Linked DNA regions of Mus musculus: regions 2 and 3 are each linked to region 1. Evidence: chromatin contacts called from ENCODE POLR2A ChIA-PET data. All regions are on one chromosome and are shown on one strand. Each heading gives the region's core, a stretch centred on a gene start or an enhancer-like site at or near the end of the contact. The rest is flanking DNA. Distances are from core to core; before and after follow the strand shown.

Evidence for each region. ChIA-PET counts read pairs that join two places held with the same protein, here RNA polymerase II (POLR2A).
Region 2: POLR2A ChIA-PET joins it to region 1 with 34 read pairs in Patski. The contact joins the promoter of Wdr47 here to the promoter of Sars in region 1. POLR2A ChIA-PET finds 5 or more read pairs at or near these places in 4 of 5 experiments (Patski and embryonic stem cell).
Region 3: POLR2A ChIA-PET joins it to region 1 with 25 read pairs in embryonic stem cell. The contact joins the promoter of Psma5 here to the promoter of Sars in region 1. POLR2A ChIA-PET finds 5 or more read pairs at or near these places in 5 of 5 experiments (Patski and embryonic stem cell).

Annotation. Positions count from the first base shown.
Region 1 is chr3:108,443,823-108,446,605 of GRCm38, forward strand. Sars (seryl-aminoacyl-tRNA synthetase) reads right to left here and starts at 1,437. Exons shown (of 11, transcript NM_001204979.1): 1 at 1,175-1,437. The coding sequence starts at 1,310.
Region 2 is chr3:108,589,789-108,592,783 of GRCm38, forward strand. Wdr47 (WD repeat domain 47) reads left to right here and starts at 1,490. Exons shown (of 15, transcript NM_181400.3): 1 at 1,490-1,809.
Region 3 is chr3:108,255,557-108,258,396 of GRCm38, forward strand. Psma5 (proteasome subunit alpha 5) reads left to right here and starts at 1,370. Exons shown (of 9, transcript NM_011967.3): 1 at 1,370-1,749. The coding sequence starts at 1,721.

The DNA.
Region 1 (2,783 bases), core at 187-2,686:
AAAACTTTTGGTCCAAGTGTAAACTCTGACAAATTACCCTATTAGAGTACCTGAGACATACAGAACAGGTACACAACTGTCAGCTAAGCAAATATGTTTTGATACCAAAGAAGCTTTTTAACAGTAAAATCATGTCCACAAAACACCCCTATGGGTATGGTGGCACACACCCTTGATCACTCTCGAAGCAGAGGCAAGTGGATCTCTGAGTTCAAGGCCAGCCTGGTCTACAGAGCAAGTTCCAGGATAGCCAGGGCTACAGAGAGAAAGAAATCCTGTTTATTTTGGAGGGTGGGAGTAGGAGGGAGACACTCTTGGATCGTGGGATTGCCTTAGCAGTGCTCTTATAAACCAGGTTCTCAGCTGGTTGCAGACCTATTGCATCAGACTACCCGAGTCACATGCCACTGACAACATCCGGTCTGCCAGGTGATCACTTGGGAGGCAGAGGATTCTAGAGCTTCTTTTAATTTCCTGAATGACGATGGGTCACTTCTACGCTGCCAACGTCTTTTCCAGAAAACTACCACAAATCACAACCATCCTCAGTAATTACAAGCTTTTTCTTGCCTTACAGCACCCCTCCGTCCTATCTGATCTAGCACGGAAAAGCCTGATTCTTAAAGGTATGCCTTCAGGGTTGGAGAAGTGGCCACCCCAAATTTCAGGGTCACTGCATTTAGTCAAGAGTAGCCTCCAAAGTCCCCAGATGGTTCGACTGGGGTGGAGTAATCCTAGGGTGCTGCAGAAGTCACTCAGTCTGAGAGAGCAGCCTTTGATCCCTGCAAAACCCGGAGGACTACGCTGGGTTTGCTAAAGACGAATAAAACACTGAGAATGACCAAAATGTATAGAAAATTAATTCCCAGCCCGCCCCCCAAGTAAAACTCCAGCTCTGGCTTGCTGTAGCTACGCAAGGGCCTGACAGCTCTCCCTGCGCGTGCGTGCGTGCAGCTCCTTCCTAAAGCACTGGCGGCAGTCAGCATAGAGCACGCGCGGGGAGGGACCCAGGCCGCGGGAGCTGCAGGGAGAGGGGGACAAGCCCGGTTCCCAGCTTGTTCTACGGACAAGCCGGTAGAGCCGGCCAGTCGCGGGAGCATCTGACAAAAGCTGTAAGCTGTGACCTCTGAAGCCATGAGGGATTCAAGGGATACTGCGAGCTCCTGGTACTTACATCGTCGCCACTCACTGTCTGCTTTCACCAGCTGGTCCACCAGCCCCGGGTCCTTGAAGCGCTTCTCCTGCGTCTCTCGAATGAGGGCTGGGTCCCCTCCTTTATCCACCCGAAACAAATCCAGGTCCAGCACCATCCTTCTACCTCACCAGTTAACACTAAGAGAGGACTGTAAGCGGCGGGTGGACGATGCACTGCGCCTGCGCGCTGACCTGGTCTCACTGCGCAGGCACCCGGCAGCCCGGGAGGGGGCGGCGCCTAGCTCGCCGGAAGCCGCAGTGTTAGGCAGGGTCCAGAGGGAGTGGTGAGAAGTGAAAAGGGCGTGGTAGCCTTATGCGGGTTGTTTCTCTGCTGAACTCCTTACTGAAAGGCCTTCTGATCGCCCCCCACTGAAATCGTGAATGCCTCAGGTTCCTCTGGTTGAAGGGAGTATCTCGGTGTGGACCGAAGCTGACTTGGAAGACAATGCACTTTGCAGATGCCAGTTTTCCTCTATCTTGATTACAGAGCACACACCCAGTTACCTACCCTCAAGATTCTCGAGCCCTGGGGCTTTTTGTTTTGATACAGGGTCTCACAGTGTAGCTCTGACTAGCAACTATGTAAACCTGGCCAGCCTCAAACAAAATGTTGGGATTAAAGATGTGTGCCATTTCATCCTTTATTTTTCTTTTTATACTAGCCCTACCCCCTTCCTCCCGCAACAAACCTTTGCCAAGCCCCCCTGAGATAAAAGGACAAGGTTAGAGACCCTGATGGACTTAATAAACAGAGACACTGGAGGGAGGCTAGGAGGCAGGATAATCTGAGCTTGTCCCCTCCCGGTCTCCTGCAGCTTTGGCTACAGTTTTGTGTTGAAAACCAGGGGAAGAAGGGTTGGGTGTCAGAAGACAGTCCATGAGATGAGCACACCTCTCTTCTCACATATCCCTCACCCAAATCCAATAGACCTTTGCAAGAAGTTGTAGCTTATATTTACGATTGAAACTATTCTATGTTTATGTAATTTGAGCATTGCCAGGCTATTCTATCAACACGTTCAAGTTATTCTTTTTGTCTGTTTGTTTGTTTTGTTTGTTGAGATAGAATCTATAGGCCTGGCTGTCCTGGAGCTCACTATGTAGACCAGGCTGGCTTCAGACAGAGATGCCTGCCTCTTCCTGGGGAGTCTCTGGTATCAAAGGGGTGTGCCACCAAGCCCAACCTACACACACCTGTTACTCTTAAAGTGAGAAGACCTCATTTGAAATTACCTCTCTTGGCCAGATGTGGTAGTGCATGTCCATGTGCATCCCTTGTGAGTGGGAGCAGCGGGTGCATGAGTTCAGGGCCAGCATGTCTCCAAAAAACCCAAACCTAGTCAGGCTTAGTAGTAGGTGCCTTTTATATCACATCGGAGGTAGAGAGCTCTGTAAAGTCAAGGCCAGCCTGTTCTAAATACCGAACTCCAAGCCAGCCAGAGCTGTGTAGTGAGAATCTGTCTCAAAAACCAAACACACATACAACCAAACCAAAAACCTACTGCTCTCACACAGTAGAAAACATTAACTAACACGGAACCCACAAACCTGCTCTCCCCTTCCTGTGTCTTCTCCTAAAAAGAACACTT
Region 2 (2,995 bases), core at 240-2,739, 150 kb after region 1:
GTATTGTATTTATTTATTGGATATGTTATGTGCATACACAATGCTGTGACTCACCTGGCCATTTATCTTGAACTGGATTTTTTGTCTGTTTGTTTTTGAGGTCCCAGCCTTTGCTGGCTGGAACTCATTATGTAAACCAGGCCAGGTAAATCTCTCATAAGTCTACCTCTGCCTCCTGAGTTCTGGATTCTTTATGCTAAGGTTCCTGGAGGTTCAGCTCCTTGAGCAGTACGTATCTGGGGGAATACTACTACACAAATGTGTAGGAGTGAGGTTACTACTGTAAATAAAAGGGCAGTTCAAAACAGCAGCCTTGTTAAGTGCTTCAAGATAGGATTAGCTTTACACATGGAGAGCCTGGAAGGGGATGGTTTTCATGGAGGGAGATGGAGTACGGAAAAGGGCAAGGAAGGAGTATTTATTTCACTTAAGCTTTATTAGTTAATCGTTGGAGTAGAATTAAGAGTCAAACCCAGTGCACAGAAGACATTTGGAAGTGTCAGACAGGTTGTCCTAGCTACTTTTTTTATTGATGTGATGAAACACCACGACCAAGGCAACTTATAAAAGACAGCATTTAATTTTTAGCTCAGGGTTCCAGAGGGTTAGTTCATGACGGTCTTGGCAGTGAATGTGCCAGCAGACAGGGAGGCCTGATGCTGGAGCAGTTGCTAACAGCTTACACGTGATCCACAAGCACCAGACATAAAACGAAGAAAAGGCTGGCTTGGGACTGGAGAGATGGCTCAGCGGTTAAGAACACTGACTGCTCTATTTGGAGGTCCTGAGTTCAAATCCTGACAACCACATGGTGGCTCACAACCATCCATAGTGAGATCTGATGCCCTCTTCTGGGGTGTCTGGCGACAGCTACAGTGTACTTACATATAATAAATAAATCTTACAAAAAAAAAAAAAAGCCAGAAAGGACTGGCTCTTGAAACCTCCAAGACCACCCTCAGTGACATCTCTTCCAACTTGTTCACACCTAATCCAGTGGTTCTCAACCTTCCTAATGCTGCGACTCTTTAATACAGTTGCTCATCTTTTGGTGGCCTCCTCACCCCCAGCCATAAAATTATTTTCGTTGCTACTTCAGACCAGTTGGTTACTGCTATGAATTGAAATTATATGATATGTTACCCTCCTAGGAGGTGTTGGGACCCATACGTTGAGAACTGCTATCCTTATCTTTTCCTGTCAGTCCAGTAACTGGGGACAAGCATTCAAATGCATGAGTATGGGGGCAATTCTCATTCAAACTACCACACCTGTCCACGCTATTTTGGGACATAACATAGCGTCACCCGAAGGTTCTGGGCCTACATTCTCCTTACAGTCATCTCCTAAACCATAAGAGCAGAGAAGGCGAGGGCCAGGAGCCTCCAGGCGTCAGTCTTAGATTCTGCCCGCCCCCGTGTTAGGCCCCGCCTCTAGGCCCCGCCCTACCCTCCTGGGCTGGCCCAGCCGACTCTTCTGCTCAGGCACCTGCCTAGCCGCCTCGCGAGGAGGGGTCCTGAGGCGGCTCCAGGGACGAGCAGTGATTGGCTGCAGCTGGCGGCTGGAGCTCCGTTCCAGCGGCGCTTGACAACCGCAGTCCGCGGAGCGGAGCGGTCGGAGGCGGGATCGGGGCGGACGCGAGCAGGACCGGCTGACGAGCTGATGGATTGACGTGCGGGCTGCTTAGCCCAGACCGCCGCCCTCGCGCTCGCGCCTTAGACTGGAATTGGCTGTCTCGGGGCTCTGGCCGCCGGCCTCTCCTCCGCGTTTTCCTCCACCGCTTCTGCCGGCTCCGCCCGGAGCTCTCAGGTGAGCGGATTCCAGGAGGCGGGGGCGGGCCGCCGTGCACCGTGGGTTGCCATGGTCACCCGTCGCCACCTGTCACTAGCCTGATGCGGCGCAGACCCCACAGCCCCTTGGGCGGCGTTCGCAGCCGGGAGGAGTGTCTTGGGTAGGCTTTGGTGGCGACTGCGAGAAGATGGGATGCGGGCGAGGCCCGGGTGTCTCGGGGACAGGACCTGGGACCCGCCAGGCAATCTATCCAGGCCGCCACTGCTGGACCACACCTTCCCCTACTTGCCAGTCTGATTCGGGCGGCTGGGCGATGCCCCTCGCCCTGGTATGGAGTATCCACCTCGCCGCTGCTGAGGGGCGCGAGGAGGGCTGACTGGGCTGCATCTGCCTCGCCCCTCTATTGGGCTGGGGCGAGACTGAGGGCTGCGCGCTGGTCCCTTTCCCTGCTCGCCTTGGCCGGCGAATGGGTAGGGAGTGGCGGGGTTGAGGGTTTGTGGGGGATCCGGGTTTGCCCTTTCTGACGCCAGGCCAGTGGCTGTTAGGAGCAGTCCTGTGGGGTCTGGGAGGGTGGGGACAGGGGCATCGACTGAATTTCGAACGTGATTTGTTCCCGGGGACGCCTGCGTAAGACACCGGAGGTTATGGAACTCAGAGGGTTAAGCTGCTTAGCTGTATTGGGGAGAAAAAGATTGGGGCTCTAGCTCTGGGACGACGCCTTTGGCAAAGGGGTAGGAACCAAGTAGGCAGCGGCAGTATTTGACCTGATGATTTCCCCCCTGTACATCCAGACATGCAGCTAGTAACTACGAAGGGTGTCGTCTGAGGGGAGCTTTTTTTTTTTTTTTTTTTTTTTGGCAACTTGGTTCTCACTGCATAATGAGAGGAGAAGTCTTTGTTCCACCCAGATTCATCGGTTGAAATCCTGACACTTAGTTTCCCCCCTTTGTTGTAGAGAGTTCATAGAATGCTATAAAAAGTTAATGGCACAGGAATTAACATACAGGTTTAAAAGGGCTGTAAATCTTTTTCACAGATAATACCACTTCTTTTTTTTGGGGGGGGGTCTCAAGTGTTGGCATATGTTATGTTAGCATTTTACTAGAAAGGAGAAACGCCTAGCAGTCGAATTTTCTTTATATGGCACATTCTGGAGGTCTTATTTAGGTGGGAGATATAACGAATCATTGTGCATTAAGGTTTG
Region 3 (2,840 bases), core at 120-2,619, 190 kb before region 1:
TATACCAGGCTGGTCTTGAACTTAGAGATTCCCTGCCTCCTGAGTGCTGGGATTAAAGGAACTATCACACCCAACCCAGAATGGTATTTTTAAAAAGACTTTTCAATGTGTGTGTGTGTGTGTGTGTGTGTTTGTGTGTGTGTGTTATGTGTGACACATATATAGGGGCCAGCAGAGAGCAGAAAAAGGCAGTGGATCCCCTAGAGCTAGAATAAAGGGTAGTTATGTGCAGCCTGACTAGGACGCTGAGAACCAAATGTGGGCATCTAGAAGGGAATCAGGTGCTAAGCTATCTCTCCAGCCACCAGAATTATGTTTTGATATAGGTATATATCACGATTAAGTTAACTTTCACTAACATTTGCCTTTTTTGGTAGTGATTAAAATCTACCTTCTTAGAAAAATTTCAAGTGTAAGATATTAACTCTAGTCATCCTGGTGTATCATATATCTCCATTAGGTATTAATCTTACCTGAAACTTTGTACTCTGACCACCTCACACCCCACCCCCGCCAAGCCTGGGCAGAGGTTCATGCATGCTATGAAAGTACTCTGTCACCGAGTTACATTCCTAGAGAGTCAGGACTTCTTCTTTTTTTTTTTGTTTTTTTTGTTTGTTTTTAAAGATTTATTTATTTATTTTATGTAAGTACATCGTAGCTGTCTTCAGACACACCAGAAGAGGAAGTCAGATCTCATTCAGGATGGTTGTGAGCCACCATGTGGTTGCTGGGATTTGAACTCAGGACCTTCTGAAGAACAGCCAGTGCTCTTAACCCCTGAGCCATCTCTCCAGCCCGAGTCAGGACTTCTTAACCACCTAACTTTCTTTGATAAATGATTCATTTACAATGTTTCTTAAAAAAAAAAAAAGCTCAAGTTGCTCTTCTACCCTTAGGAAGAGAAAACAAGAAGCACATACACAAATTAAGGTCCTTAAAAGCAGTGACTAATCTGAAGCTCCGATACTGAACTCCAGGTCTGGGTCTGAAACTTGGATAGTTAGGGTGGTGGTGGTGATGTGTACGAATCCAGGAAAGACTTGATAAAATAATCGTACCTATGCAAGAAATTGAAAAACGTTCTTGCTGATTAGAACCTATCAACTTTTAAAACTTTTTTTTTCAACAAGCCCGGCTGGCAGAACTGCCGGGCACGCTGGTAGAGGCGCACACATTTCTCTACCCAAGTCAAAAAGTCCTCAGCAAACCTAGTTCCGGCTGCCACCGAGCCGGGAAGACAGCGAAGAGCTGGGCAGGCGAGCGCGAAGTAAGAGACCGGTGTCCCCCGGCTGCATTTACGCGAGCTGGCGAGACTTACGTCACGATTCCGACAACCCAGTCATCAGGCCAAGTCTTGCAGCCATCCAAAGCGCGGCGTGCTCACTCCTCGACGACGAGGTTCACTCTCACCGGTTGCCTCGAGTCCCAGCGCCCGTAGCAACCAAGGGTGACGGAAAGCGGAAGTGCTCTCTAGTTCCGCCTCCCTGTTAACCCAGGTCCGGTGAAGAAGCTTGTCAAGTCCAATCATCGCGGCGAGAATATCAATCAGCCAATAAAAGGGAAGCACGGGAGGGCGGGCTAAAAAGGTCGCGTGCGCACGCGCAGACGGCTGCAGGGTCCTTGGTGCTGTGGCGGTGTGGTTGATTAGGGTGCTGCTTTCAATCGTGTGGCCTTTGGGAACCCCGCGTAGCCACTGCCGCCTCCTTCTGTCCTCGCCATGTTCCTCACTCGGTCCGAGTACGACAGGTTCGTACGGCGGGAAGCAGCAGGGTCGAAATTTGGGTGGGCGGGCCTGGGGCCCGCGCCGCGGCCTGGGTTCTGCAGTGTCATGGGGCGCCCGGAGAACCTAAGTCTGGCGGGACCCGGGGAATCTGGTTCCCGAGGCGCCCGGCGAGATTCCCCAAGCTACACTGCAGCGGACCCGTTGCACTTGTCCCGCTGAGTCACCGCTAATCCTGACTCCCCGCGGAAGCGAGAGGCTGGGGCTGCTTGGGGCAGGCGGCGGAGAGGGATCGGGACCTTTAACCTGGAGTAGATTAGGGGGACACCAGCCTTGCGTCCGTCTTTTCAACCTAAGTCTGACTGCTTAGGAAAAAGAAAAGTGAAAGGAGTTTCCTTGAATAGAAGCTACCAGAGACTATTGGATGAGTTTGTAGGAATCCGTCCTGTGCTGTACATTTTAATCTTTTTTGAAGAGCGAAGGCAGTTTTCAGCTATGCTCGGATAAATATATTGCCTACAATCTGGTTTTGTGGGAACTTGAATGTACAGTGGTTCTCAGAAGAGTTTTAATACACTGATTCCATTTGACCAAAGTGTGTGTATGTGAGAGGAGGTTTGAAAGCAAGTTAATTTTAGTGTTGTGTTGAAAGCTAAATGTTTTGTAAAGTCAAAGCTGTGTGGTTGTGTTTATTAAAAGAGCAGACAACCTAAAAACTTTCAAGTCTCGAAAATGCTAACTAATACTGTCATAAATGCTGTAGATACTGTAACTTTCAGTTTCTGTTTTGAGCAGTTTTGCAAACCACTGGGTTCCTTTAAAAGTTAGGGAAAGCAGACATTTTCTTAGTTCCAGGTTACCACTGAGAAATTACTTTTCTTGGCAAGTATGTATTGAGCCTGTCAAAATATATATATGTCATTCCAGGTGCCACAATTTTGACAGGCTCAATACATACTTATATATACACATATATACATACATATTAATCTCCATCCTTTTGCTGACTCAGAAAATATCGGTGAAGTTTTAAAACTATTTCCTGTTGTCAAGTAAAATGGTCGTTAACACTTGGCTTCCAGAGTATTGAAGAGAGTCATCTTTAGGTGATAAAATG